Linked DNA regions of Homo sapiens: all the other regions are linked to region 4. The links are chromatin loops, found by intact Hi-C in ENCODE. Cell type or tissue: endothelial cell of umbilical vein. All regions are shown on one strand. Links, peaks and the distances in the headings refer to the core of each region. The heading gives the core; the rest is flanking DNA.

Region 1 (6,197 bases), core at 368-5,367, 350 kb after region 4:
GGAAATGGGAAGAGAGTCTTGCCCTACTTAAACTCCAGAAAATATGATAATGGTTGCCTGTAGGAGCTCTGACTAATCATATATTTTTTGATGACATGTGCTTGCCATCAAAACAGCATCAAAGAGAGAGGAAAAGAATTATATCAGAGCCTGGTTCATCCCAGTGTCCTGGCCTCCTAGGGAGGTGTTAGAATGGGATGGTTTTTTACTTGCAGCTGCAAGATACGCCAGCATCTCTTGGATCAGAGCCCTTCGTGAAGTAAGGGAGAATTACAATAGGACTGTAGCTCAGGCCAAGGGATTAATAGAAAGATTAAATTTTGTATGTTTTAATTCAATACAAAAATGCTACATAAACATCTGCCTTTTTAAAAAATATGAAATCCTTTCCATCTTGGTGATCAGCTTGATCAGCAACCACACCTCACACTTACTGTTTTCAATAACAAATGGAATGCAGATGGCATTTGTTTCAACGATAACTACAGACAGCAATAACTAATGAATAACTTCAGTGATACCTGGAGTCACCTGTGGAGATGGTGAAAATATTTAGAACTGACAATTCCTACTGCATTCATGGAAAAAGAAGTAAAGTGGAGTGGGGCCTCAGCATCTGGATTTTTAAACTGTTCTATTGTTGATTTGAATCAATTCATCATGAATTAGCAAGTTGCTAGTAAGTAGCATTAACTACTGATGATGATCAATTCTTTTCTTGAGAGACGAAGGCAGTAAACTATTACAGAGAAGGTCTGTGCTTTGGCTTCAAAGAGACCTGGGTTCATACTTTGGGTCTGTCACAGAATTATGTGAAATACCTCTTTTCCTCTGTTTCTTTATGTGATAAGGGGGGATAATACTCCCTATATCATAGGGTGGTGGAGGTTAAATGTAAAAACATAACGACTAGTATAGTGCTTAGTACATTACAGACTTTTGCTCCTCAAAGTCTCGCCCTGGGATCAGCAGTATTTGTATCACAGCAGATAGATCCAAGAAATGCAGTATCTCAGGCCCATTCCAGACCTCCTCAGTCAGAATCTGCATTTCCGGGGGATTCCTCTGTAACCTGTAGTGTGACAAGCACTGATACAAACAAACGTTAAATGTTTGTTAGCGTAGTAGCATTTACCGTAATTGTTGATTGCTTTTACAGTTCTGAGCTGATAATCTTAAAAACGCCATGATGGTTGAAACAAAAACACTTCGTGGTATTTATTTTCTGGTATTTTCTTTTTATTCATACTAACTAGAGTAGTTTCTGTTGCTGGTGAAGATTTGTTTGGGGTTCAGTAAAACTTTCAAAATCGCCTTTCAGATCTTAAGTATCTTTTAGTTATCTCCTTCTTTTTGTGTTTATGCATTTAAACATAAACTATAAAGCCAAAATGCAGTTTAAAATTAGGCACAATGTATCTACAAATAAAAGCTCATCTAGCAACCAATAAAATGGAAACTTGCAGATTCCCAGCCAGATTTTAAAAATCAGATCAAATATTTGGAAACTATGTTATTTGTTGACGCCTATAAATTTAAAAATAAGTCAAACAAATCTGCTATTCTTGCAAAGCCTAAATTTTATGAGTTCCCCATCATTATTGGAATGAGAAATTGCCATTGTAAACTCTGTGCTAAATTTACTTTCTTTTTTGACTTTTAAAACTCACCAATATATTGCTTGTAATTTAGCTCTGACAAAAACATAAAAAAGGCTAAATTTAAGAGGCACTTCTGTTGTGTTCCTCAAAAAAATTTTTAGCCATCCAACTTATGTATTTGTCATCTACAGCTAGGCTTAAATATTATTGAAATTATTGAAGGCTTTTGAAAGTTTCTTTGCAGTTGTTTAAAATAACAGCTTTGCCATTAATGGCAGGCAATCACAACATTCATCCAGTATTTTGATTTTTTTTTTCTTGGAGCACAAACTGAGTGAGAAAAGTAATTTTCTTTTTCACATATAGAATCTATTTTAGTTACTCTAGCAGGTTTTTGTTGTTGTTGATGACCAATTTTCAGGTCCAAATGTTAACCTTAACAATTCACAAGGGGTGGTGGGAACTAAAGATTTTTTTTCACTCTCTAGTCCAACTTACTTCAGCACCTGCTAGTCACTATAGGCAGCCTGACTTTTAACAGGCTCATCAGCAAATCCGTGGATGAAATGTCTTGAGGACATTCAACCACACTGAGGGGCCCAGTGATCATCAAGGATGCTTGCAGTAGCAGCCTATTAACTTCCTTTTATCTGCTTATGAGATTAATTTGGGTTGATCAGATACTTGATTGTACTGTATTTTTCTCCCTTCCTGTACTCTGTGGTTGATTTCTCATTAAATCCAGTGGTGACACCTCCACAAGGCTTCGAAATCTGTCTTTAACTTCCAGCTAATGGAGGAGCTTGCTGTGAATAGTACAAGCTCTTATTTTTCAGGACAGTAATAATGACTGAGGGAATAAAATCCTTTGTACCGGCTCTCCTGTCCAACCTTGAAAGATGTGTTGCTGCAGGATCGGTGGCTCTTCAGAGTATCCCTTATTGTCAATCACGTTAACTAATCACCAGCAGAGGACTCTTGAATTTGGCAAACTTGGGATTTACTCTTTAAAAGTGCTGTTAGCTCATGGAACTTGAAGGACCTGTCATTCTTTCTGCTGACTCATTTTTTATTCCTTCATTGTGCTCTGGTATATGAGGAGGAAGGGATCTCTATTTTGGTAGATATAATTATGTCCTTTAGTGAATTTCTGAGTGAGCAGATAAGTCTGACATTTCCTCCCACTTTGTTTCTCTCCTTGGACACCCCCCACCCCAGTTGTCACAATAGTGTTGTGGAAAGAGCACTGGGCCGGGGGTAGACCCTATTTGCTTGGCCCCTGCTCTGCCTGTGGCCAGCTGTGTGACCTCAAGCAGTCCCATAAACTTTTTAGGAGAACTTTCCAATTGTCCACTTTCCAGCACATTTATCTAAGTCATGGTTTAGAGGAAGAGAGAAGAGAGAGATAATTAAGGAAATAACTAGTATTGAGAATAAAAATATTTGTCTTAGGTTGAACATATGCAATCGCCATTTTTGTAGGCTACGTATTTTCATAGAACTTGACCAAATAGGTTCCTCTATCCACACCTCAAGGCCTAAGGACTCTAACATATGTAAGGCAAGTTCTATAGATGTGTCAGAAATTTCCCTACTCAAGTCAGATCTGGCTTGAGTCCACCTAGTGGAGGAGATGGAAATTGTTCTTAGTATTTACAACTACTTTTTCTATCTCTTCCCTTACATATTATTCTCTCTCCTCCCTGGTTAACTCCAGACCTTCAGAACCTTCATACTCTTTCCATCCTATCCATTCATCATTAGTTCATCTACCTTATTCATCTCCCTACTTGTTTCACATGTGTTTTTAATACTTACCATATTCCATGTACCACACAAGAGAAAGGAAAAAGGTGAGCTAGAGAATGGTCATAAACTCAATAACAGGCCATTCTAAATAGGTGATATGCCTTTATGTTGCTGAAGATACTCCATTTTAACCACAGAATCATTTTATATGCTTTTTAAAAAAATGTTTGTGTTATTGTGGAATTACAGGAATAAGAAAATTACATGGGAAAGTGGTTTAGTTCAGAAATTGTACATATTGGTGAGGTTTGGAAAGACTGTTCCTTTATATACTGTGCCTTTTTGAAGAAGGTTCAAATTCCTGTCTGATTTTAGGTAGCACATGAATAATTGCCTTATTAGCTTTTCTTCTCTTTCCTGAACTAAGCCAAGTTCCAATCAAATTGTATAGTGTGCCCCAGATGAGACGCGCCCTGGTGCACAATAGAACCATATAAATGTTGTTATCCACTTCTTTTAAATTGGAGAGCTGTAACTTTTTTGTAGCTTTGAATATTTCATTTAGAATTTATATAAAAAGTAGGGCAGAAATCGAAATATTTCTGCTTTCCATTATGTATTCGCCTCATTTTTAGAGAGATATTTAACATTTCAAACTAGTTAAATTTATTTTACTCTTCTTTGAGGTGAGAATGCCTTTGAGATTTCTAGTGGAATAAATGTAAAGCTCCCATGTCACTCGGCCTTCTCAGGTCCTTTCTCTCTTATTTGAACCATCTCCTGACAATAACATTTAGAACAATATCATCTACATGTAAAGCCTGTATTAAAGTAATCCCTTCTTCACTATCGATTTAGCAGCATTAAACACTGTTCATCTGTAAAGCTGGGGCACAATCAGAAAATTATTTTTTCTAGTCCCATACTTTAGGATATGAATGTGAGCATCACAATTTGAATTACTTGGCCTGTTTCTTTTTCATAATCACAAACTTTGGGCATAAGAGAAAGATTTTTGGATGTTGAGAAAGGGATATTGAGTGTAACTGTCATGGTTCTAAGCTATCACAGAGTAACTAATTTTTGTGGATTACCATATCAGATATCACAGAATCCATTTTACCTCCAAGAGTATAGTTAGATACATCTTTGATTTGTCAGTGAGAATAACTTTCAAGGCTTACTTAATGGGAACGTATCATTTTGATATACCGCGTCCCTTATCTTCTACTTAGCAAGAGATTATTATTTCCATATTGAAAGGATCTAATTCTATAGACAGACGCAGAATGTTTTTTGTTTGTTTCCACCTCTACAGTATGCTGGTGAGGATCATGCTGATTGCCGATTGGCAGGGGCATCCAAGGTGGTTTTCTTGTTAGGTGCACAGGAGAAGAAAGCAGACAGTCATGGATAATAGTAAGCCGACATTCGAGAACAGGATTGAAGGCAAAGTGTGGGGTCACTGTAGGAGAGAGAAAAATAACAGTTAGTTTCAAGATGAAGAAAGAAGCAAGAATAATGTCCCCTTGGGAGAAAAATACCTCCAATAAGCATATGGGAAATGAGAAAGGATTCATGAGGGGAAAGGAGGATTCTGGGAAGGGCTGGGAAGTTGGCTTGGGGAAGAAAAGGTGCCTGGTTTAGAGAAGGGTGTCAGGATGGAGAAAGTATGACAGGGAAAAGAACTCCATTACTAAAGGGTGGATGCCATTTTAAATAATGTCAACCTCAAGGATGGTTGGCCCACTTCTGGAATGAATAGCATCAAAGGTTTATGTGTTATTTATCCTTTCTTAAGGCCTCCTCATGTTAGAAAGTAGCAAACCTACTCTTCTAGATGCTCAGGCCCATAACCTTGGAGTTATCTTTGAACCCGTTCAGTCTCCCAGACTCCATATCCACTGATTTCCAGTTCTTTCTTATTGGCTCTACTAGGGAAAATATATCTAGACCCACGACTATTTCTCACCACCTCCATTGCTACCTCCCTGGTCCAAAGCTCTATTCTCTCTGTCAGATTATTACAGTAGCCTCTGACTTGTTGGCCCAGTTCTTGGCTTGGGCCTTTGTTTCCATATAGACTATTCTCAACACTTTAGTGGAGAGTCACACCTCTCAAAGGGATACACACCTCACCCACAGTGAAAGCTCCAGTCCTCACTATCTCTCATGAAGCCCAAAGTCAGGGCTTCTCACCTGGGGGCACATTAGAATCCTCAGGGGATTTTTATAGACATGCTGATGTCTAGGCTTTAACAAATTTGAATCCCTGGAAGTGGAGCCTAGAGGCATTGTATCTTTTAAAAGCTCCCATGTCCTAAGTTTTGGGGATCAACAATGAATAAGACCTAGTTCCAAGTCTTAAGCTTTTGACACCTGACCAGGGACACCCACCCTGGTAACTGTAATAGTCTTTGGTGAGTACCAAGAAGAACAAATTGCTGGGGAATCTCAGGAAAAGTCAGGTGTCTTAGTCTGTTTGGGCTGCTGTAACAAAAACACCATAGACCACTTGACTTTAACAACATACAGTTATTCTCACAGTTGTGGAGCTTGGGAAGTCAAAGATCAAGGTGCTGACAGATTCAGAGCCTAGGAAGGACCTGCTTCCTGGCTTATGGTTGTTTTGTTTTTTTTTTTTTTCACTTTGTCCTCATATGACTGAAGGGGTGAGGGAGTTCTATGGGATCTTTTTTATAAGAGCACTAACCTCATTCATAAGTCTCAGCTCTCATTACCCAATCAGCTTCCAAAAGCCCCACGTCCAAATACAATCACACTGGGGATGAAGCTTCAACATATGAATGCTGGGGGCACATAGACATTCAATCTATATCTCCAAAA
Region 2 (6,197 bases), core at 655-5,654, 370 kb after region 4:
CCTACTTTCGGAGTGGCTGATAAATTTTACTGATGTAATGGTATAAATCACTGAATAGACACATTGCAAACACCCAATAAATTACTTATTTTATCACTATTTTATATTACAAATCACATGAAACAGTCTTTCATTTGTAAATGCTGTCTGTCCACTTATATTGAATTCAATTTCTATTTCTATTAAACAAGCTGAATATTTGCGTTATGTGCAAGCAAAGAGTGAAGTGGATCTACTGAATGAGAGAGAAGAATCATACATCTTGAAAGACAGGTGGTAACTGTGAATATAGTTAGTTGGGTAAAATTTCTTGGGAGAAATTGTATTAAGGACACTTACATGGTGCTCAAAATGTTCCTCTGAGAGTGAAATTCCCTATCCGGAGAAAAGATTCCCAGTAACAATTTGCCAAGTCATTTATTTATGACTTGGATCCTCTCGGTACCCTCCTGTATAAAATCTCCTGTCAAGGAAGACACACATTTATTTCCATCTTTCTCAGTAAAAGTTGGGCTGTTAAACCAGCAGCATGGGATTTTAACATATCTCTATGGTATCTTACTCATCAGTTTTTTTTAGGCATGTGTCACTAAAACTACCCACTGGAACACATTTCACCGTTCCCTAAGGTGAAATGTAGAAGCTACTTAACAGTAAATACTTTATGTCTTATGAACTTTTGGCAAGGAAGGTAATTAGTAACTTGGTATTTAAAATGTCCAAGGAAATTTATGTTATATAAATTCTTAACACAGTTATAACATATTTGACAGAGTTTAATGGAAACAATATTAGGCATATTTCAAATCATCATAGAATTCAGATTATCTACAGAAAATGTTGCCTAGTGTATGGTGTGTTCAGCTCTGCTGTGTCTCTACAGAATATTGAGAAAGGGAAGAAGGAGCGATTTTTTAAACTCAAAATTAAAACAGAAATTTAAGCATATTTTTATATTAAAGAATACTTTGCTTAATGTACATTTTTAAAAACAGCAAAATATAAAACATAGAAATAAATTTCTACCTTGGATCTAACTAGAGAGCTCTTTTGCCTTCTCTACTTTTCTTGGATTCAGTAAAAATAACAACCATTTCCGCATAGATTTTATGGGTACTGAACTGCATTTTCTCAAGAAAACATTATTTTCTTAGTAAATTCGCCTTTATATATGTATTTACTTCTAACAAAAAGAATCATAGTATTGTTTTATCAAAAAGTAAGCATAGATGATATTTATTTTAGGATACCCACTAAAGTAATACATAGCCTAGTCTAGTCTAGTATAGTTCAGAAATAGTTTAGTAAACCCTTATTTTTCCAATAACCCAACTGTATTGGGTCAGGACCAAGTCATATCTGCCTTCTTTACAATTTCTTCTGTGTTGAGCAATTCAATAGAAATATCACTTTTTAGGGTCTTAATGAGTAATTGTCTTGGGGGAGTGGCCTTTGACAGAAAATATTCAGTTTCTTAGCACATGTAATGTGAAAAATTAGGGTATTTCAGATTATAAGTAAAAGCTGGAAATGTCTTTTCAAAAATTATTTTTGTTTTGCAAATGCTATGACTAGTGTCTTGAACCCAGTAGATGAAAATATCTAATAAGATATCAGAGGTATTATTTGTTGATTATGTACTATGTGGTAGGAACTAGATCAAGCACTTTACGGATATTATTTCAATGACTTCTTCCAACAAGCTTATAAGGTATTATTATCCTCATTTCACAGATAAGGAAACTGAGGTTGAATGGTTAAGAATATTGGCCAAGTAGCACAGAAAGAATTCTAATAATATTGTCTGATTTCACATATAGATTATGTTAGTGACTGTTTCATAGCACTTATGTTTACAAATGGCTTCCAGAAATTGTTCAGGTAGTATTCGTACTTAAATAGTAAATCAAATTAATCTACCATTCTATTGGTCTTAAAATCATTTTTCTTTGCATCCCAAATTACCATTGTAAAGTTTTCAGGGAAGATAGAATCCACATATTTTCAGCCTTTGTTTTGGCAGAAAAAAATAGGAGTTAAAAATTTGCAATTTGTTCAAAGTGCAAATATGCTGTGGCATTTTGGCATTATTCCAAGGGCACAGATTTAACTTGGAATTTTGGTGGCTGTTACTGGGAATGTACTGTTTATCAAATTCAGTGTTAACTGCACAGTTGAAGATTTTCTAGCAAAACTTTCTCTTTTTAACACTGAAAAAAATTCACCAAATTCTAAGGATTGATAAGTAAAATCCATAAGGAGCTGCAGTCTTTAATGAACAAATCTTCTATTAAAAAGTAATCAGTCAGGTCATTCCACAGAGAGCTTGCATAATCGGGATTTGGATGATCTTGGGCTCTCTACTAAAAGCTCACGGCCTCACATCTTAATGGAAATAAGAGAAGATGAAGTTTATAGCCCTTCACTTATGTAATGAGTGAAATAACCAGCAAGCAAACACCTGTCAGATGGTAGTAGGTGCTCCTGAGAGGTATGACAGGTAATAATTTAATCAGATGCATTGGTAATTCTATGACCTGAAAGGGATATTGTGTTTCCAAAGCCCAGAATTTTCTTTCTTCTAGATAATGCTGTGTCCTTGTGTACAAAATGACTTAAAATGAAACATTAGAATGTAGAATATATTTTAGCCTAAAATGTTCTTTAGTTCTTCATTGCTTTCAGGAATTTCTCCCTCCTTTGTGCTTCTAAATTGTTAATCCATGCAGATCATACTAAGCATTATTTCCTTTCATATATTAGAACAAATATCTGATTAAGAGGTTATTGACATTAGGAATCACAATTCTCCTAGCCAACCACACAGCGGGATTCAAAGCTTGTTCATTTAATGAATTGTTGTTTAGTGAAAGTACATGATTGTGTTCTCATAAGACACTTTGTTCCCTTTATTATTCAACAGAAGACAAAAAAAAAAAAAAAACTACAAAATTTCAAGGACAATTTTTTGCCCTTTTAGCTTATTATGCTCCCTGGAACATACATAGAAAGAGGTGCATTTGTTTCTCACAGGTGGATGAGAATTCATTTTATCTTCTTGAGCCAAGGCCCTGAAGAATCTGATTTTCACCTTTTATTTGACTGGGTGACTGATTCTCTTTTCTTTACAAGTTGGTGCTGCCTATACCTTCATTCAGCATTTTTTTTCCCCTTTTACCTGTATTTTTGGGATTTTACTCCCCCTGCTGGCCTCTGGCATGCATTAGAGTTGACTCTTTTCCAACGACTCCTGTTTCTGTCTGTTTCTCTTCAAGGAGCCGCATGTATAGTACATTTATGTTCCAAACACAGCAGAAACGACATGAGTTTAAAGGTAGGTATTTTAAGTTTTCAGGAACTCATTTTTCTCAATTTTTTCTAGAGAGACTAAAGTAGACCAATGCTAATTTAGAAAATATAGAAACAACATTCTGAATTTTTGAATGCTAAATGTAATTGGTTTAATTACAGATCATTTTGCTAAAGAAAAGTTATGTTATGGCCCATAATGAAGAAAGTTTCTTTCTCCTTCCTAGGATAGCAGTAATTGTGCTGCAAAAAACCCAAAATGTTTCTATTTTAAAAATGTCTTATGAATTATAAAACCTTTGAAATTGATGGCTTGATGTTGCAGATAAATTGAACTAGATTTCAAAGTACAGTTAACTTGACAGTGCTTTGAAACAAGGGTCACTCATTGTCATTACATCTTTATGACTATTTTTATGAGAGAATTTGGATAATTTAACTCTCAAAAATTGTCACATGCTGTTTTAGCTTTTGTAGTTTTGCTTTTGTTAGATGTCACAACCGCTATTAACACAACTTGCATTTTTTCCTTTCATTTATGTTGAACTAAAAGATATATGTGAATATTTTCTGGGAATTATTTACCTTAGATTGAAGAGGAGAGTTGCAGTTTTTACATTGTTCTTTTGCTGTCATTAAAAGAAAAAAAATCATCTGACCAGGAAATAGTATTTTTAGTAAATATACTCTCAGAATCTTCTCCTTCCCATCTGAAAATAAGATGTTTTTGCTTTTTGATAAGGTAATGGTCAATGGGATCGAAAGACACTTTTTTCTTCCACAATTACAATAGACACTGGTATGGTTTATTGATGATTCTCATCAGTTATATTTCACCAAAATCTCATAGCAACAGGAGAAAATTTCCCATTGTTTGGTTGGGAGCCAGAAGCTGAGAGTGCAGGTCATTTTTCTTCATCTGAGGAAAGTGGAATAGCCAATCCACCACTTTGTTTTCTAGGTCTAAAATGATCTGTTCAGTCTTTCCTAATTCATGGGTGTGGCATTCATAGGAGAGGCTGGCGGCACAAAGGAAATAAGACATCTATGCATCAATTTCTTTATATTGTACCATGGGATGGGGGTTTTAAAAGTTGTTCATATTTGTTTTCTGCACCATACTGAATGAATATTTCACAGTAACTCTTTTTAGAACACAATACTTGGTGAAAAATAAAATTCACCGTATTAATGTAACATTTTCCAATCCTAGTTACCAGCACTGCAAAGTACACACCACTCAACAATTGCTAGAATATGTAGCTATGTGTATTTTTAAAGCATATTATAAATTTTCCCACTCTTAGCAGAAAGTGAAGGAAAATGAGCACTTCATTAGCAACACTCTTAGTTGTGCAGCCAAGAAATAAAACATGAAGTAAGGTTTCTAGATACTATGGGAACCCCATTATGACTCCCTGGGGAGGCTTAGGGGAGGATGTTTTTCATAATGAGTCCATGCAGAAAGTTTTAATACTAGAACATCCTTACTTAGACATTTGCTTAGATTTCTACCACTAATGGGAAAACAAAACTAACAAAAACAACAACTCCCATGTAAATTGTGTTTATTCCTATTCAGTTAAACAAAGGGATCTTAGACCAAGTTGATAAACTGCAACATGTTCTTATTTATTTTATTTTATCTTACGTTATTTTATTTTATTTTTTAGACAGAGTCTCAGTCTGTTGCCCAAGCTGGAATGCAATCTCGGCTCACTGTAACCTCTGCCTCCCAGATTTAAGTGATTCTCCTGCTTCAGGCTCCCGAGTAGCTGGACTACAAGGTGTATGCCACCACGCCCGGCTAATTTTTTGTATTTTTAGTAGAGATGGGGTTCTCAAACTCCTGACCTCAGATGATCCACCCACCTCGGCCTCCCCAAGTGCTGGGATAACAGGCACGAGCCACTGCACCTGGCCGGCAGTATGTTTTTAATCTGTATCTCAGTGCCCTCTGTTTTTACAAAGTAGATGATAAGTATTGAGTTTTGAAATAGATAAAGGGTTGACAGTCATAGATTCTTGCTTTTAATTTTAAGAGAGAAGTAGGTAGCAAATTTTGGAGTTGAAAGACGGATCATGCAGTAACTAGCAACTGTTTCTCAAAATTCCCTCATCATTAGGATCTCTTGAATTGCTGGTTTAAAATATCAGTTTCTAGGCTGCTCCACAAAATATTTTGGGTCCTGCAGTTGGACATGAAAAGCACAAGCACCCCAGGTAATTCTTATGATCAGGAGAATTTGGGAAACATTTATCTGATTTAATTAATTATAGAGGCAATGTCAGCGATTAAGAGGTAAGATATGGAGTATAGATTCGTATGTTCATTTAGGAAATGCTTAGCTATCAACACTTATTGAGCATTTATACTATGGACCAGATTTGAGCACACTTACTACATGTGTGATTTTTGAACTTGTCTTTTACCCTTTCTGAATCTCAGTTTCTCATTTAAAAAATGAGGATAATACCTTACTCATGGATTTTTGGGAAGGTTCAATTAGATATGCCCCAAGAAATGCTTAATTTTTCTGAAAAATACCACTGTTTTTAGGCATCTATTATACTGTAGGGGTCATAATTTAATTATTTCTATTAGGTATTTTTACTATACACCAAGATTTCATTATGCAATCACACATCTGTTGTTCTGAGCTGTGGTTCTTACTGGCATCTTTTGGAGATGTATTTAGAGGTAAAGAATCCTTTAACAACTTTTAGGATCCAAAATCTCCTAACACAAACTTTCTCCTTCTGCCTTCTCTTTAGCCCTTTTAAAATTGGTGTATTTCCTACTTAAACTCACATATTTCAACTTCTTGCAACACTATTAAAATTACAGCTACTATTTGTTAAGCACTTACTGTAATCCAGGCACAGTC
Region 3 (6,197 bases), core at 530-5,529, 200 kb before region 4:
CTACAATGAACTCAAACAAATCAGTAAGAAAAAAACAAAAGATCCCATCAAAAAGTAGGCTAAGGACATGAATAGACGATTCTCAAAAGAAGATATACAAATGGCCAACAAACATACAAAAAAATGCTCAGCATCACTAATGATCAGGGAAATGCCAATCAAAACAACTATGTGATACCACCTCACTCCTGCAAGAACGTCCATAATCAAAAAATCAAAAAACAGTAGATGTTAGTGCGGATGCAGTGAACAGGGAACACTTCCACATTGCTGGTAGGAATGTAAACTAGTACAGGCACTAAGGAAAACAGTGTGGAGGTTCCTTAAATAACTAAAAGTAGAACTACCATTTGACCCAGCAATCCCACTACTGGGTGAAAAGAAGTCATTATTCAAAAAAGATACTTGCATATGAATGTTTATAGCAGCACAAGTTACAATTGCAAAATCGTGGAACCAACCCAAATGCCCATCAATCAATGAGTAGATAAAGAAACTGTGGTACATATATACAATTGAATACTACACAGCCATAAAAAGGAATTAATTAACAGCATTTGCAGTGACCTAGATGAGATTGGAGACTATTATTATTATTATTATTATTTTTTTTTTTTTTTTGAGACAGAGTTTCACTCTTGTTTCCCAGACTGGAGTGCAATGGTGTGGTCTTGGCTCACCACAACCTCTGCCTCCCGGATTCAAGTGATTCTCCTGCCTCAGCCTCCCAAGTAGCTGGGATTACAGATGCCCACCACCACACCTGGCTGATTTTTGTATTTTTAGTAGAAGTGGGGTTTCACCATGTTGACCAGGCTGGTCTAGAACTCCTGACCTCAGGTGATCCGCCCACTTTGGCCTCCCAAAGTGCTGGGATTACAGGCGTGAGCCACCACGCCTGGCCTTGGAGATTATTATTCTAAGTGATGTAACTCAGGAATGGAAACCAAACATCGTATGTTCTCACTGATATGTGGGAGCTAAGCTATGAGGATGCAGAGGCATAAGAGTGATACAATGGACTTTGGGGACTTGGGGGGAAGGGTGGGAGGGGGGCGAGGGATAAAAGATTATAAATATGGTGCAGTGTATACTTCTTGGGTGATGGGTGCACCAAAATCTCACAAATCACCATTAAAGAACTTACTCATGTAACCAAATACTACCTGTACCCCAGTAACTTATGGAAAAATAAAATTTAAAATAAAATTTAAAAATTATAATAAAAGTTTGACATATTAAAAAGAATTACCAAAAGGTGAATCAGAGACACAAAGCAGGTATATTTCATTGGAGGATGCCAATGATTAAGACTTGCTTGACACAGGATTGCCAGAAACTTTCAGTTTGTGAAGAAGTACAATAAAATGAGGTATGTCTGTATATTCATAAAATTATGCAACCATCCCCACTATTTAATTCTAGAATGTTTTCATCACCCCAGAAAGGAACTACATATCCATTAGCAGTCACTCCCCAGCTCTCTTCCTTCCCGCAGCCCCTGGTAAACACTAATCTACTTTGTGTTTCCATGGAATTTCCCTGTTGGGTCATTTCATATAAATGAAATTATACATTATGTGGCCTTTTGTGACTAGTTTCTTTCACTTAGCATAGTATTTTCAAGTTCTATCCATATTGTAGACTGTATTAAAACTTTTTCCTTGTTACAACCAAATAAAATTCCATTGTATAAATACATTTTATTTATACATTCATTGATGGATATTTGTGTTGCCTCCATCTTCGGGTTGTTATTAATAGTGCTGCTATAAACATTCGTGTACAAGAATTTGTGTGGATATATGTTTTCATTTCCCTTGCGTATAAATCTGGGCATGACTGCTGGGTATTATGGTAGCTCGATGCTAAACATTTTGAAGAGCTGCCACACTGTTTTTTAAAGGGGCTGCACCATTTTACATTCCCATCAGTTTTGTATTTCTCCATGTCTTTATCTTTTTTATTAATGTCATTCTAGTGAATATGAGGTACTAACTCATTGTGGCTTTGGTTTTTATTTCCCTAATGACTAATGATGTTGAACTTCTTTTTCACACGCTATTTGTAAATCTTATTTGGAGGAATGTTTATTCAGATCCTTTGTCCATCTTTTAATTAAATAGTTTGCCTTTTTATTATTAGGTTGTAAGAGTTCTTTATACAGTCTTTATATATATATATATTTAGAAATTCTGGTTACAAGTCTCTTAACGGATATATAATCTACAAATATTTTCTCCCTGTGGGTTGTTTTTTCACTTTCTAGATAGTGCTCTTTGAAACACAAAATTTTTAATTTTAATTTTGATAAAGTCTAATGTATCTATTTTTTTCTTTGGTTCTTTGTGTTTTTGGTGTCACATGTAAGAAGCTATTGCTTAATCAAAATTTATTAATATTTACTCCTATGTTTTACAGCAGGGGCCCCCAATCCCTGGGCCATCAACGGTACTGGTCTGTGGCCTGTTAGGAACCAGGCTGTGCAGCAGGAGGTGAGCAGTGGGTGAGCAAGCATTATCACCTGAACTCCACTTTCTGTTTGTTTGTTTGTTTGTTTTGTTTTTTGAAACAAAGTCTCACTGTGTTGCCCAGGCTGGACTGCAGTGGTGCGATCTTGGCTCACTGCAACCTCTGCCTCCCAGGTTCAAGTGATTCTCATGCCTCAGGCTGCCAAGTAGCTGGGATTACAGGCGCACGCCACCACACCGGGCTAATTTTCATATTTTTAGTAGAGACAGGGTTTCGCCATGTTGGTCAGGCTGGTCTCAAAGTCCTGGCCTCAGGTGATCCGCCCACCTCGGCCTCCCAAAGTGCTGGGATTACAGGTGTGAGCCACCGCACCTGGCCTCGCATTCTGTAAGATTAGCAGTGGCATTAGATTCTCATAGGAGCATGAATCCTGTTGTGAACTGTGCATGTGAGGGATCTAGGTTGTGCTCCTTATGAGAGTCTGACTAATGCCCAATGATCAGAGGTGGAACACTTTCATCTCAAAACCATCCCACTCGCAGCCATTTGTGGAAAAGTTGTCTTCCACGTAAACAGTCACTGGTGCCAAAAAGGTTGGGGACCACTGTCCTATGAGATTTTGGTGAAGATTAACTGGGATAATGTATGTAAATTCTGGGCATGTAACTATCAGTGGGAAGTAATATCTTATATTGTCATTCAGACAATTCCTCCAGGCTTCCACCTCCACCCTCATCTAATTTCTCTGGTTTCCACCTCTACCATACCCTCTGGATTTGCCCCTTGGTTGGACTGGCTCTGGCTTTGATTTCAGACTCTTCCTAAAACACTGCTTCTGCATACCTCATGACCTTTAGTTTCAAGCAAGTGATGTTGACAGTTGCTCAGCTCAGGTTCTGGACTGTCCAGGAGGGGGCATCAGACAACAAGAAGAGAAGTCCCTAGAAAAGACAGCTTTAATCAAATAATACTGCCATTCATTGAAAACCTGCTGCGTGGCTTCCTCTTTATGGGCATTATCTCTATTCTCTAGAATAACTGTGGGAATAGAGTACAGTATTACCACCATGATATAAAAGAGGAAACTGATTTTCTAAGTTTAATAACTTTCCCAACATTTCCCAGTTTAGTAATTGATGGGCTGGGATTTGACTGACTATAAAGCTTGTACTATTTCTTTTATACCACCAATCTCGATCTCACAGGGCTACAAAAAATCTTGAAGCAAGCATTAGAACTTCCCTCTATCTTTAGTAGCTCTAAATGACGTAAAAATGTGTTTAGAGAGCATTAAAATGTGTTTAACAAAATGTGTTAAGAGAATATGTCCTGGACTTAGGGGACAAACTAGAAATCAAGCTTCCAGACCTCAGGACCTACAGTATAAATTAGAATGCAAAACACTAACAAGCAACATACCCAGAAGGTAGTTATGAAGTAATAATGACTTGATAAAGTTAACATCATACATTCTGATACTTCATTGAAATTTTCTTCCCTGGGCTGGTCTATGATGTTTTTAAATATCTAAACTATGGCTTAACGTCCATGAAGCTTGAACCTGATCAATTTCTCTAAGGCACTATAGTTACAGTTTGAGTATCGTTCACCCAGGGGATAGTATTATTTTCTCAAAATGTCTTCTGGGTCTATCTGCAGCAGAATCTCCTGCTATACTTAATAAAATTCACGTTTCAAAGCCACTCCTTTCATTTACTGATGTCTACGCTGGTGACTGACATGCTGCATTTTTAAGCAGCTGTTCATTAAACAGCAAGAAACAGTTATTGCCTCACCATTGGACTTCCCTTTTTGCCATTAAGAGACAGCATCTGCCCTTTAAGTTCTGCCTCTCTTACCATGAGTCCTAAACATTATAAAAGCAGAAGTTTATAAAGTTAGTCCAATTTCTACCATTTGGCACATAGTGGTAATAACAGCTAACACTTTCAGAGGACTTACTGTGCTCCAGGTACTAGTCTAAGTCCTTTACCTACATATTAGCACCCTGAATCCTCACAACTGTCTCCTGTTGTTGATTCTATTAACTTCAAATCTCTTATACAAATGAGGAAACAGACAGGTTAAGACTTGCCCAAGGTTAAGTAGCTTGAAATTGACAGAGCCAAAACTCGAACCCACAGGCAACCAGATTTCAGAGTCTAAGCTTTTGAACATTATAATTCTTCTTTTTGAAAAATGATTTAATGGCAGAAGATTTGGAAAAACAAACTCATATATTCATCACTAGGGGAATGGTTAAAGAAATTATGATTCCCCCAATGAAACGCAGCTGTGAAAAACTAAGAAGCTTTCACTGAGCTGAAAGGCAAGGGTCAGAATGTGTATAATATGCTGACTTTATGTTTAAAATAAATCTTTTTTCAAATTGAATTTTGGATCTGTATGTATTAGGAATTTAGTCTTTGTTACATGAGTTAAAAAATTTTCCCAATTTTTCATTTAACTTTTTAGGTACTTATGGTATAATTTACTATGCAAAAGTTATCTTTAATTTTATGTACTTGCGTTATTTATTTCATGGTTTTTGGATTTTGAGTCATCATTAGACCTTCTCCACTTCAAGGATAAAAAGTAATTATCCTAATACTTTCTTCTGGTGCTTTCAGGATTTCTTTCTAAATGTGTGATTTTTAATGTATTTTAAGTTTACTGTGATACACAGGTAAGGTATGAACAAGCTCATTATTTGTCGCAACATCCATTATTAAATTGCCCTCTTTGCCCCACTAATTTCAGATGTCCTTCTATCATGAAGTGAATTTTCTTATGTATTTTGAATTATTTCTGGGCTTATTTTGTCCCTTTGGGTACTAAGTTTTTAGTTTATGAGGCAGCCAGATCCATTTATTTTTGCACTCAAGTATTATTTTAGTCCTGGAGATAAATTTATGGTCTGTTTAATGTACCATGTTATTGCTGACATCCCTTATCGTCCTGGGGAAGTTACAGAAATAATGAACAGTAGTTTTACAGTGATGGCTTCAGCAGAAAACAGATCTAGAGAAGCACTGTCCCTGAGGATAGCGCACTGAGCCCCACACCTGCTGAGATTTTCAAATTCGTATCATTCTGTCTGCTCAACTCTGCAACTACCTTTCATCTTCCTTTGGAAAGCAGCAGGACTGAGGATTAAGGTTAAATTCCCATTGTCTGTGGTCCAAAGAGAAAGCATACTACCACTGTCTGTTCATATTATTGCCATTGTGTTAAAGTGCAGAACCAAAAGCAAACTTTCTAATTTTTCATACTCCTAGCTTGGTGTGTGTGCCTGCTGTTGGCACCCAGGATCTGCCTATATTCCCTAGAAAGCATATCAAAACAGCAGCTTGACTCTCCTGAGAATGGAGAGGTGGACTGGCACAAATTCAATGGAGTATGGCGAGAATGTCACAGGAGCTACTCCAACCAAAATTCCTTTTCATATTGCAAAGCTCCTACATGGGCCACTCTGAGCCAATGTCCCTCTAAGTCCCCTTGAAAGCACTGTTTGAATAGGATAAACTTCCTGACAGTGTTTGAACTTTGCAGACTCCCTATCAGACTCACAGTCTCAAGTTAGCAGCTCACAGTGGATAAGGCGGTGTGAGCGCTAGACCTCAAGGCCTGAATATGATTTGGCCAGTGCTCTTGGCTCAATCCCTGCTCCATGTTAAGCTGCAATAACCACAGCTGGAAAGTGTGTTTGTGCCCTCTAGGTCTGA
Region 4 (6,197 bases), core at 404-5,403:
ACCATTTTTAAAAAATTATTATTATATAAGAGTGCTGCCTGGATCCGTTGTGTTTTTTCACTGCAAAAGGTGAGATGACTTCCTAAACCCTTCTTTAATCAGCCTAAATCTATGTTTTCTCATGTCTTTTGAGGTTCATGGCTAGCATTGGGTAAAAGCAGTTAGGAAGAAAAGCTAAAGCAGTATAGCCTAGTAACGAAATCTATGGACTCTGGATTCTAAACTTTTTGAGTTTCAAATTCCAGCTTTATCACTTACTGACTTTTCTTTTGGACAAGTTACTTGAACTCCTGCATAGCTTTCCTTATCTGTAAAATGAGCACAATAAGAATGCTACTCTCATGGAGCTTTTTTAAAGGAAAAAGTAATACAAACTGCAAAGCATGCAGAAGAATCCTTTTCACACGGGGAATGCTCAAGTCATGTTGCAAGGTATTTCAACATAAATGGTAAGACACTGTTAGGACTGGGCATGGAGATGAAAATCACAAAGGCAATGAGGATAGAAATCCTCTAAAATAGACAAAAATGGCTTCATGAAAGTGACAGAAGAAACAGAGGAGATGCAGAGGTATGTGTTGGCAAGCTGACTGAGCAAATAAGGTGTAAGTGTTAAATAATGAGGAGGAAAAGAATGCAGTTTAACGTGTAGAAATTTCTAGGGAATAGGGAGGAAGCTTGCTTTGCCTACATTTTGGCTGTTTATAGAAGCAGTGGAAGGCAAGAGCTTCACAGAGGAAACTGTAAGAGATGCAAAGACATGGGAAGAGTTTAGAAGAGATGGAAGGAAGCTATAGAAACAGACAGGATTAAACACAGGTTTTCCCTCAGAGGACTGGGCCATGGGGGTTACAAAGAGATAATGGAAAGGAATGTTGAAACAGAATTTTATGGGAGGAAATGAGGATAATAAACTTGCCCTGGGAAAGTGGGTGGGGAGGATAAGAATGAGGAATTATTAGAGGAGAAAGAAGTAGGAAATTATATTTGGCAGAAAAGAGTCAACAACCTATTTTCCATGCTCTGACAGGCTTAAACATAAACCAGGTACGTAGCCAGGGTTAAGAATTCGAGTAGTTGGCCAGGTGTGGTGGCTCACTACTGTAATCTCAGCACTTTGGGAGGCTGAGGCGGGAGGATCACTTGAAGTCAGGAGTTTGAGATCAGCCTGGCCCGCATGGTGAAACCCCACCTCTACTGAAAATACAAAAATTAGCCAGGCATGGTGGTGGGCACCTGTAATTCTAGCTACTTAGGAGGGTGAGGCAGGAGAATCGCTTGAACCCAGCAGACAAATGTTGCAGTGACCCAAGATTGAGCCACTGCACTCCAGCCTGGGTGACAAGAGCGAAACGCTGTCTCAAAACTAACTAAATAAATAAAATAAATTAGTCAGGTGGCAGACAAAGTAGAATTTTTCAGAGGACGTATTAGCGTTGGCTCTCTTCTAAATCTTCATCTCATAGACCCATCTGCTTGACCCAGAAAAGCTCAACACTGCCATGACATACACACACAGACTTAAGGCTTGATCCATGATGTGCATGAGTAGTTAGATGTAGAAATCCTTTTTCTACTTGTGACTGGGTGAAAATTTGGGGTAGGAATGGCTGTTCTCAATTTTTGAAACTGTCTGGGTTCTTTTATAGCTACTCCATTAATTTTAGGGATTCTGACAAGAGTATGGTTTTAGAGTAACCTAGTTAAGGAGGTGAGATATTAGCTTTCTAGACCTCACACAAATTAACTGTTTTATTTTATTAATTTTTTTTAAATTTTTTTTTTTTGGAGATGGAGTTTTGCCCTTGTTGCCTAGGCTGGAGTGCAATGGTGCAATCTCGGCTCACTTCAACCTCCACCTCCCGGGTTCAAGTGATTCTCCTGCCTCAGCCTCCCGAGTAGCTGGGATTACAGGCATGCACCACCACACCTGGCTAATTTTGTATTTTTAGTAGAAACGTGGTTTCTCCATGTTGGTCAGGTTGGTCTCGAACTCCCGACCTCAGGTGATCCGCACGTCTCGGCCTCCCAAAGTGCTGGGATTACAGGCGTGAGCCACTGCGCCCAGCAATTTACTGTTTTATTTAAATTTGAGTAGCTCACACAGTGAACTGTTATGACAGTGATCCTACTGAGTGGTAAAAGCCTCTGACCCACAGTGTATATGTAAGTGAAGCAGGAAGACAAATAGGTTATGATTGAAAGAGCTGGGCTGAATATAATATAATATAATATAATATAATATAATATAATATAATATAATATAATATAATATATACTTTTTTTTTTATTTTGAGACAGAGTCTTGCTCTGTCACCCAGGCTGGAGTGCAGTGTCATGATCTTGGCTCACTGAAACTTCTGCCTCCCAGGTTCAAGCAATTCTCCTGCCTCAGCCTTCCAAATAGGCTGGGACTACAGTCACACACCACCATGCCCTGCTAATTTTTGTATTTGTAGTAGAGACGGGGTTTCACCATGTTGGCCAAGCTGGTCTCAAACTCCTGACCTCAAGTGATCTACCCGCCTTGGCCTCCCAAAGTGCTGGGATTACAGGTATAAGCCACAATGCCCAGGCTGAATATATTTTTGTTCAAGGAATTTAGAACATAAGACATTCTAAATAATTTGACCTTTTGTCTGTGAATAATTTGCATATGTTAATATATTAAATATACTTTCCCAAAGACTATTTTAAAAAATATAGCCAACAGATAATAACATATATAACATTTTTACTTCTAGTAATCTTGTACTGTACTCATTCAATAAAAACCTTTTTTTTTTTTTTTTTTTGCAGAACTTCCAAATTTATAGAGACATAGACTCTACAGATAAAGGATGAAATGGACTCTATAGTGAAGGTCTTTGGTGTACATGTTAAATATGTGAGATTTAAAAATCTTGGACTGATAGGGTCATTTTTATATTAGATATTGAACTGAATTTAAATCTCAACTCTAGGTGGCAGTTTACACCATCACTTACTTTAGTTCTTTTAACAAGCAGTAGATTCATTCACAGTTTTTCCATGAATGCATAATTTTGTGTAAAAATTAGTCCCTGGCTCTCGGTATCTGTTAAAAATAGATTTGATTTTAGGAATAAAATCATGGCTTGAGATGCAGGTTTTCCATGTATCTTGTCATTCTTGGTTTCATTAAGCCGACAGAATAAAGCAAAAGAAAATAGATAAAAATGAAGGTTTTAACCGAATTTTTTGGAGAAATATAATATTTTAAAATCATAGCAATAGTTCTACATCAAAGTTGTGCTTCTATCGTGCAGAATAGATCTTAGTATGAATAATTTTTCCATGAATACCCTGATTTTCAGAACTATCAAGGATATTTGAGATTCTGGGTTTTCTGAGATTGTTTAAGCGTATTGATTTAATTGAAGGAAAAACTGTCCTACAGAAAAGGAAAATGACTCATAGCTGTGTTTCTTTGCATCTTATTGATGAAAATAGCCAAAGCTGGAGTTTAATTGGGTTGTCAAGGACCAAAATACTCAGGCTGCCCAATTAAAAGCAATATATCGGCAGGGCGTGGTGGCTCACGCCTGTAATCGTAGCACTTTGGGAGGTCAAGACGGGCGGATCACCTGAGGTCAAGAGTTCGAGACCAGCCTGACCAACACGGAGAAACCTCATCTCTACCAAAAATACAAAATTAGCCGGGTGTGGTGGCACATGCCTGTAATCCCAGCTACTCGGGAGGCTGAGGCAGGAGAATCTCTTGAACCTGGCAGGCAGAGGTTCTGGTGAGCCGAGATCATGCCATTGCATTCCAGCATGGGCAACAAAAGCAGAACTCCATCTCAAAAAAAAAAAAAAAAAAAAAAAAAAAAAAAAAAAAAAGCATATATCAGGCCAGGCGTGGTGGCTCATGCCTGTAATCCCAGCACTTTGGGAGGCCTAGGTGGGCGGATCACTGGAGGTCAGGAGTTTGAGACCAGCCTGGCCAACATGGTGAAACCTGTCTCTACTAAAAATACAAAAAGTAGGTAGGCGCAGTGGCGGGTGTCTCAAAAACAAACAAACAAACAAACAAAAACTCCCCCACCACATACCCCAACAGTCCTGCATGAGGCATTTTGTCCTGATTCATATTTGCAAGAGCCCCAACGATAGGATACACAGAACAACTCCTGGGCACTTATCACATAAAAAACTTGCTACACTTCACAGTTCTTTCATTGTTTCAGTTCTAGCAGGAGAAAAATGCATAAAGGATTTAAATTTTGTCCTAAAATTAGATTTTCTTTAAATTGGGGGTAATAACTGTGTTGTGAGCATGAAATAAGATTATGTTTGCATACAGTGACTGGCACCTGGCATTCTGCATATTAGTTATTCTTATTCTTACTATTCTTATTTTTATTAATAAGAAATGTTAACTACAATCCCAAAGAGACTGGCCAATGTGGCAAACTCATGAGCAGCTTTTATTTAGGGAGTTGCATGCCTTCGGCTCCCCTGGGCCTATCCCTGTCTCCATACTCGCCTATGTGTAAAAGGAACATAGGAAAAAGCCATATGGCATGGGCGTAGGGGGTGAGGATATTAGTCACTGGAGTGTGAAAATTAACAATTTCCAAAATGTGTCTAATTGTTTATAAAAATGAATACAAAATTATATTTGGCAAAACTTGGAATCATTTCTGCATTTCTCCTTGATATATATGTGTGTGTTATGTGTATGTATATATATATGTGCATATATAATATAAATGCATATATATTTATAATATGTGTGGATGGAGAGAGAGGTATACATTTTAATGTCATCACCATCTGCACTCTCAATTTATTGAATGATATTCTTCAGGATTTATGTAGAAGTCAAAGGTACCAACCCTATTAATAGAATGTAATCTCTCATTTCACTCAAGTTCCATTTATAAATTATTCACATAAATATGTCTAAATAAAAACATCTTTGGCCAGGCGTGGTGGCTCACGCCTGTAATCCCAGCACTTTGGGAGGCCGAGACGGGTGGATCACCTGAGGTTGGGAGTTCAAGACCAGCCTGACCAACACAGAGAAACCCCATCTCTACTAAAAATACAAAAGTAGCCAGGCGTGGTGGCACCTGCCTGTAATCCCAGCTACTTGGGAAGCTGAGGCAGGAGAACTGCTTGAACCCGGGAGGCGGAGGTTGCGGTCAGCCGAGATCGCGCCATTGCCCTCCAGCCTGGGCAACAAGAGCGAAACTCCGTCTAAAAAGAAAAAAAAATTCTCTATCTTACAACAGAATTGATCCCCTATGGCATAGTTCCCTAACAGGCGTGCCACATAGGAATAAGTAATAGCTATATTAACGTGTTCATCCTTGAAGGCCTCAGGGCTCCTAGGTGGGGCCGTAGCAGTTGTGCATGGGGCCAGTTGCCCTCAACAGTTAAAAGCCTCATCTATTTAACCCAATGTGCTATAAAAATATTCTTCTATGCATAGCCTCATGTGAAAAAAGTTGGAGAGAACTATTCTAGCATTGCCAGGTATTCTCATTATCAAGGTCTGAATATGTTCCCCCATTGCCTGTCGAGCAAAGGCCAAACTTCTTATGGTGCTATTCAAGTCCCTACAGCACCTGGTTCCAGGCTGCCCTTGCAGGTCTATTTGTCATCAATATCCTTCCACAACCCACATAGGGATGCCGTGTTTCCACCTCATTTCCAAATGCCCAAATCCTACATGGTTCAAATGCAACTGTCTCTACACAGTCCTGATTCCTCCAACCGGAATGAATCCCCTCCTTTTCTAGAGCATTTGTCACTCTGTATGGCTATTCTCATGTTCTACAATAATTTAAATCTTGGTGTTAACTAGGATTAAGCTCAGCTACATGTAACTGAAAATTATCCAAAATAATAATAGCTTAAACACATATATTCTTTTCTCTTTCACATATTGAAGTCCTGAAGGAGGCAGCTGAAAGCTGTTTCACTGCTTCATGGTGTCATCAACTTAGGTTCTTCTGTCCTGTTGCCCTGCCGTCCTTGGCACATGGCTTCAACCTCAGGGTTTAAAATGGTTGCTCAAGCTGGGGCCATTGTATCCACAATCTAATCAGCATGAAAGAGGAAGAGAGGAAGAAGAGCATCGCCTCTGCACTTCAAGGGCCCATTCTGAAAGTTGTATATACCACTTCCACGTATATTACACTAGCCAGGATTGAATCACACGTCCATAT
Region 5 (6,197 bases), core at 462-5,461, 150 kb after region 4:
CTATTTCCAGGTGAGAGGGTTGTAGTGGGTTGAATTGTTTTTCCCCAAGAGGTCTGTTTAAATCTGAACCCCTGGTACCAGTGAATGCGACCTTATTTGGAAAAAAGGTCTTTGCCGATGTAATGAAGTTAAGATGAGATCATACTGGAGTAGGGTGGCCTATCAATCCAATATGACTGGTATCCTTATAAAAAAGAAGAGAAGGTCAGGAGATCGAGACCTTCCTGGCTAACACGGTGAAACCCCATCTCTACAAAAAATACAAAAAATTAGCCAGGCGTGGTGGTGGGCGCCTGTAGTCCCAGCTACTCGGGAGGCTGAGGCAGGAGAATCGCGTGAACCTGGGAGGCGGAGCTTGCAGTGAGCCGAGATCGCGCCACTGCACTCCAGCCTGGGCAACAGAGCGAGACTCTGTCTCAAAAAATAAAATAAAAAATTAAAAAAAAAAAAAAGAGAAGAGATAGAGAGACTGAGATCCCCGCAGGGAAAACACCATGTGACATCAGAGGTGGAGACTGGGATGATGCAGCATTGAATTGATGCATTGGGATGATGCACCCACTGAAGAATGCTAAGGATTGCCTGCCACCAGCAGAAGCTAGGAAGAGGCAAGGAAGGACTCCATCCAGAGTCTGAGAGGGAGCGTGGACCTGCTGACACCTTGATTTCAGACTTCTGGCCTTGAGAACTGTGAGAAAATAAACATCTGTGGTTTTAAGCTGCCCAGTCTGTGGTACTTTGTTACGGCAGCCCTAGGAAAGGAATTCAGAAGTTGAGAATGGAGAGACAATGGAGAGAATGAAGAGTCAGCAGCAGTGGTAGTGCTCCCTGGATTGACTCTTTCTCCTGTAGTTCCACATCTTTCCTCCTCTCTTATGTTATTATCATACACATTAGACAACTGGGCTCTGTTTCCTCCCCCTTCATCACTTACAGATCTCTCTGAGTCTCATTTGCCTTGTCAGTGTGATGAGGATCTTAAACTCCTCTGAGTAATAATAACAACCAACATTTATGGGAGTTTAACCCCATAGTAAAGCCAGGGCTCAGGGTTAACATGCATTCTTTCATTTACTCCTCACCAGAATCCATGAGGATTATATTGTTATTATCCCTACTTCACAAATGAGCCAAGTAATCACATTTCTCTATGACATCTTGCTTTCTCTTGCCTTGTTCCTTCAGAGACTTGAACATGAGAGTCAGAACTGGAATATTGTCAGTCCTTATGGTTCCTTGATGGGAAATATAGCAGATCCCTAACTTTACTTAATCTGGGTAGAATGGGGGTGAAGGCCATTGGAAAGGAATGTTACATCAACATGTTGTGTTTGTCTTGGCCATGTCACAGTTTCTTCATGTATAGAACATAGAAATTTTTTATAAAAATTCTTTCTTCATTATATTTCCCCTATTTTATTGGGGAAAATAATTTTAATATAACTCCCTTATTTTCTAGCTTGCTTGACAATTTCACTGTCTGAGCTACTTAGGATATAACAGAGGAATTTAATGATATAGTTGCTATTATTGACATTCACCATGTGCTAGGAACAGCATTATGTACAGCAGACTATCAGATGGGTGATATTATTACTCCACACCCTACAGTCCAGGGCTTAAGAAAGTAACATGGTCCAAATTACTAGCCTTCAAATCCTTGTCTATTTTGTATCCAGAGCCTATTTTTGTATATTCTTTTTAGGGAAAGCCATTACTACAGTGACATGGATTAATTTATCAGATTAATGCTGAACTTGGAAGCTGGACATCTGGGCTTTAAGAGAATATTGGCCAAGAAAGGGTAGTATGGGAAATCGGAAAACACCTGAAAAGTGGCATGCTGAATGCAGGTAGCTTAGATTTAAGACGGCATGAGTACCCCATTTTTGTCAGCATGGGGATATCAGAGTTGAACCTGGCTTCTTTCAGAATATTTTATCTGAAGCTCTTCTAGAGTTAGACTAATTTCCTTAATTACCATAATTAGGGCCAAGCAAAAATTGGATGTTTCCTGTTTCACTTTTTGGTTGCTTATTTTCTCTGAGTCAAGAACATGATAACAAACTTTACACTCTATTTCTAACATGGACCTTTTAGTAAATGGTAGGTTACTATAACAGAAAAGATGCTATATCTGAAATCAAAGTGCACCAGTCCATTGCATGCTCCATGCTATTTCCTTGCAAGTCTAGATACTGTCACATGCCTGTAATACTAAATAGTCTTAGAAAATACAGCAAGCAGCAGTGTTGGAATAGGTCTTAGAGGCAAAACTGATCTGACCAAGCAATGTATGTTGGTTAAGTGAAATATGAAAGGCAGTCTGTTCTATCTCAGCTGAGGACATTTGCCATAGAAAATGTTTGTTATGGCACAGTAGAGAGACCGAAGCTACCAGTTTCTTACCACCAAACTTGTCTTGGTTGAATTTGTCTCCTGTCTTCTAAACTCTAGAGAACTGTCGGTCTTCTGAAGAACTGTTCAGCGTAGTGAAGGAAACAGGAAGAGAGATTGAGGAGCTTAGCCAGTTGATCAGAGGGATTTAATGGGAAAACACACTTGGATAGTGAATAGACACTGGAAAATCTGACTGTCTAATTTGGATTTTCCCAATATACCTGTCATGGTAAAGTGAAATATCTGTTGGACTGAAAGTAAGTGTGTCAGTTATTTTGGTCACAGCTCTGCTACAAATTGACATTATGACTGGGAAGTGGTGGTTTGTGCCCATAACTTTCTCCGTGAGTCAAAGCTGTGGGATTTTACATCCTTTCAACTTCTCTCAAAATTCTTTTCTACTTAAAAGACCATAGGTGTCATATTGAGAATTCATTTCATCAAGTATTGATCAATCCTTGGGGTGTTTGCCATGATCTTGTCATGCTTTCCATCTTTGCCACCAAAGAATGTTTTTGGGGGTAATGTATGGGAAGTTTGAAATGTGAATTATATCACAGTTTGTATCTGGAAATCAGTGTCTAATAGATAATGATGATAGTGACTACTGTCTAGTAAACATTTACTACTGGGTAGAAAAGTCACCAGATTCTCCACAGGAGAAGATTTTGCTCCCTTGGGACATTTGGCAATGTCTGGAGACATCACAACAGAAGGGAGGAGTGCTACTGGCATCTAGTGGGCAGAGGCCAGGGGTGCTGCTCAATATCTTACATTGCACAGGACAGCCCCCCACAACAAAGAATTATGTGGTCCACAAGGCCAGTAGTAGTAAGGTTGAGAAATCCTGCTTTACAGCTTGTTTAATAAATATGCATGCTGATCATAGAGGATGTTATGCTCATCTTGTAGCTGAGGTTCAAAAGGGTTAAGTAAATTCTTCAATGTCAAGCCATTCATTAGAGACGGAGCCAGCATTCCATTCCAGTCTGTAAAGCCAATTGAGGGATGGTCCCCAAACACAAACCTTTTCTATTTTGCTGCTTTGGGAAGTTTTCTTCATCCTCGTTTCTTCATTTTTAAGATAAGAAGATCTGTCCTTTACCAGAAGTTTGTAGTAGTATATTTGGGTGGGGGTAGGCAGCGGGGAGAAAAGACAGGGGGTTTGGAGATTTTCAAAAAGTTGAGGTATTATGCTTAAATGTAATATTTTTGGCAAAAATCTGTAGTCATAAGCAGTGTGGGTGAAATACAAAGTGTATATTTAGACTTTAGTGTTGCTCATACATATGCATTGTTTTTAGATTAAGAATGAGAGCTTTTAGTTTTTGCTTCTCTTTGTATCTTTCAAAAGCAATTTGATTTGCTCTTCTCTTGGGCATGATGGTGATTTGTAGAGCTTGCTGGTTGTTGAGAAATCGAAGACTCTTTGTGGGTTCTTAAGGATGAGAGTTTACTTCCACACTGGCAGTAAGGTAGATGTTGGGTTTTGGACTTAGAGCATAACAGAAGACATAGAGATGAGAGAATGGCCAAATTGCATTTTAGAGAAAGAAGTGCGGAGAACCCCATGAGAAAACTGTGTTTTACTTACATCTCTGGTCACTGATAAATCTCAATTTTGGGACAAATCCTGACAGATAAGGAAGGTTATTGGAATGTAAGAGGTAAGAAAAAGTTAATTTAAATTATTTTATTTGAAAACTTACATTTTATGAGTGGGAAGTGTGGTTTAAGGTAATTGGCAAGACTCCCTCCTCTAGAATATTAAATTTTTGTCAAAACTGCCTTTTGAATAGAGTATTTTGGGACTTGCACATTGAAAAATATAGGCAGTTGCCTTGTGTAGGGCTATACTTGCCCGTAGAGTTTTACACTTCCACAGGGTGTCGGGTTTTGTTCTGGAGACTTGTGGCAGCAGCTTTAGCTGCTTTGTGTGATAATCAGCACACAGAGCAAAGGCACCTCAGTAATTTACTGGGTGTTCATTCTGTCAATTGGTAGGTTTAATAAAGAGAGAAAGGACAGGACATGTAGCTAATACAGCCAAGGTAAGGTGAGCACCATAAGAATATGCAAAAAAAAAAAAAAACCATTGAAATTATCTATAAAGGAGTTGAAAAAACAGCTTTTAATCAACATTCAATAATTGAACCTTTTAAGGGAGCAGTACACAGAGATGTGCTCAGTGTGGCAGTCAAGTTAACCGAAAGAATGAATTCCAGCTTTTCAACGTGAATTTCAAAGCATCAGGAACACTGAGGCCTAAACCTTACTGTCTTATACTAACAAGAGTCTTACTGTTTTATAATAACTACATTCTTTTTACAGGCATTACTAATGATTGCAATTTATTTTTAGATAAAAAAGGTTATTATTGAGAGTAGGATTAGACACTCTGAAACTCTTAACAGTTTACAAAGAAGAGATGAAGAGATCTTGAGGAAAAGATGAACTTTTCTATGTCATATCCAACCTTGATTTGAATCGGAATTATTATTTTGTGTTTCTTTTTCAACCTTTTATGAAATGAAGGCATTCTTGTATTTCTTCAACATGCCAGTTCCCCAGAAACCAACTTCAAGATCCATGGTATCAGCAGAATTTAAGTACAAGTAACAGTAATTATAGTATTGAAAAGCCCCCATAGCATTCAATCATAATATTTTATTTAAGGTTGGGAGAGCTTAAGTTAATTCATTTTCACAAGCAGTTGAAAGATTGTGGTGGAATTGACTTTCTTTAGAGACCATATGCATATTTACCAGTTGAATAAACTCTGGTTGTCAGTTATGTGTGTAGGTTGGTGAGAATATGGATATGTTATATGAGGGCAGTATTCTTGTAGCGGGAGAAGAAGATGTAAAGTAATGGAACTGACAGTGAGTGCCTACTGGGTTTCAGACACAGCGCTGGGAAATGCTTTGGTATGTAGTTGTCACAATGTCTCTGGGACCTAGATGATATTATTTTCATTTTATAGCTGAAGAAAAAAGCCAAAATAACTAGGAAGTATTTTTCCTACTATATCCTTATCTGAGTCAAGAAATGGATATTTTTTTTGATGTATATGTTTAGTGGGGGCAACTTTTAGTTGTTGGTTGACTCGAACACAGAATTCTAAGGATTTGGGTCTATCATTATTTTTAATTTTTGTGGTGTTGTTTTTGAGACAGAGTCTTGCTGTGTCCCCCAGGCTGGAATGCAACAGCATGATCTCAGCTCACTGCAACCTCCACCTCCCAAGTTCAAGCGATTCTCCTGCCTCAGCCTCCTGAGTAGCTGGGATTACAGGTGTGTGCCACCATACCGAGCTAATTTTTATATCTTTAGTTGAGATGGGGTTTCACCATGTTGGCCAGTCTGGCCTTGAACTCCTGGCCTCAAGTGATCTTCCTGCCTCAGCCTCCCAAAGTGCTCAGGCATGAGCCACAGTGCCCAGCCTGGATCTATCATTACATACAAAGATTTCTGCTAGGGTTTTTTTCTTTATTTGAGGGCAAATAATTCATATACTTATTCAAATTACTGCTTTAAATATTTCCCAATGGCCCTAAAGAGACATTGGTTGCAGTGACAGGTTTTGGCACAATGGGTGGTTATTTCCTAATAAATAGCCCAATACCTATTTAATTTGTAAAGTAATTCCTTCCTCCAACAGAAAATTACTTTAAAATGGAAGCTGGTAGGCTATCTTAGTTCTAATTTTGCATTGCAAGTTGGTACTGCAAGAGGTCACAACCCCCTTTTATTCAGAGCTATTTTATCTAAAATGGTAAAGGAACATTTATCAGTTT

What was found. A loop is a pair of places that touch in the nucleus more often than their neighbours do. Peaks named below come from ENCODE experiments on the same cell type or tissue, not always from the same donor. Only the 100,000 strongest peaks of a DNase experiment are listed, where the experiment ranks them.
Region 1: a loop joins it to region 4, with 10 times the contacts of the local background. A loop is called at or near these places in 9 of 110 quality-filtered maps.
Region 2: a loop joins it to region 4, with 14 times the contacts of the local background. A loop is called at or near these places in 39 of 110 quality-filtered maps.
Region 3: it touches region 4 in a loop (8-fold over the local background); 8 of 110 quality-filtered maps call a loop at or near these places.
Region 5: a loop joins it to region 4, with 10 times the contacts of the local background. A loop is called at or near these places in 8 of 110 quality-filtered maps.

Annotation. Positions count from the first base shown.
Region 1 is chr7:18,317,954-18,324,150 of GRCh38, forward strand. It overlaps a transcript of HDAC9 not described here. Among named protein-coding and RNA genes, the nearest start is that of HDAC9, 170 kb to the right of the region's middle. In endothelial cell of umbilical vein, for the core only: a CTCF peak has its summit at 3,234; a DNase peak (open chromatin) is centred at 3,208.
Region 2 is chr7:18,342,645-18,348,841 of GRCh38, forward strand. It overlaps a transcript of HDAC9 not described here. Among named protein-coding and RNA genes, the nearest start is that of HDAC9, 150 kb to the right of the region's middle. In endothelial cell of umbilical vein, for the core only: a CTCF peak has its summit at 3,214 (motif pointing left); a DNase peak (open chromatin) is centred at 3,207.
Region 3 is chr7:17,766,649-17,772,845 of GRCh38, forward strand. No RefSeq gene overlaps it. Among named protein-coding and RNA genes, the nearest start is that of SNX13, 170 kb to the right of the region's middle. In endothelial cell of umbilical vein, for the core only: a CTCF peak has its summit at 3,383 (motif pointing right); a DNase peak (open chromatin) is centred at 3,393.
Region 4 is chr7:17,968,627-17,974,823 of GRCh38, forward strand. No RefSeq gene overlaps it. Among named protein-coding and RNA genes, the nearest start is that of SNX13, 31 kb to the left of the region's middle. In endothelial cell of umbilical vein, for the core only: no CTCF peak of the experiment used is centred there; a DNase peak (open chromatin) is centred at 2,975.
Region 5 is chr7:18,117,068-18,123,264 of GRCh38, forward strand. It overlaps a transcript of HDAC9 not described here. Among named protein-coding and RNA genes, the nearest start is that of MIR1302-6, 7.1 kb to the right of the region's middle. In endothelial cell of umbilical vein, for the core only: a CTCF peak has its summit at 3,155 (motif pointing left); no DNase peak of the experiment used is centred there.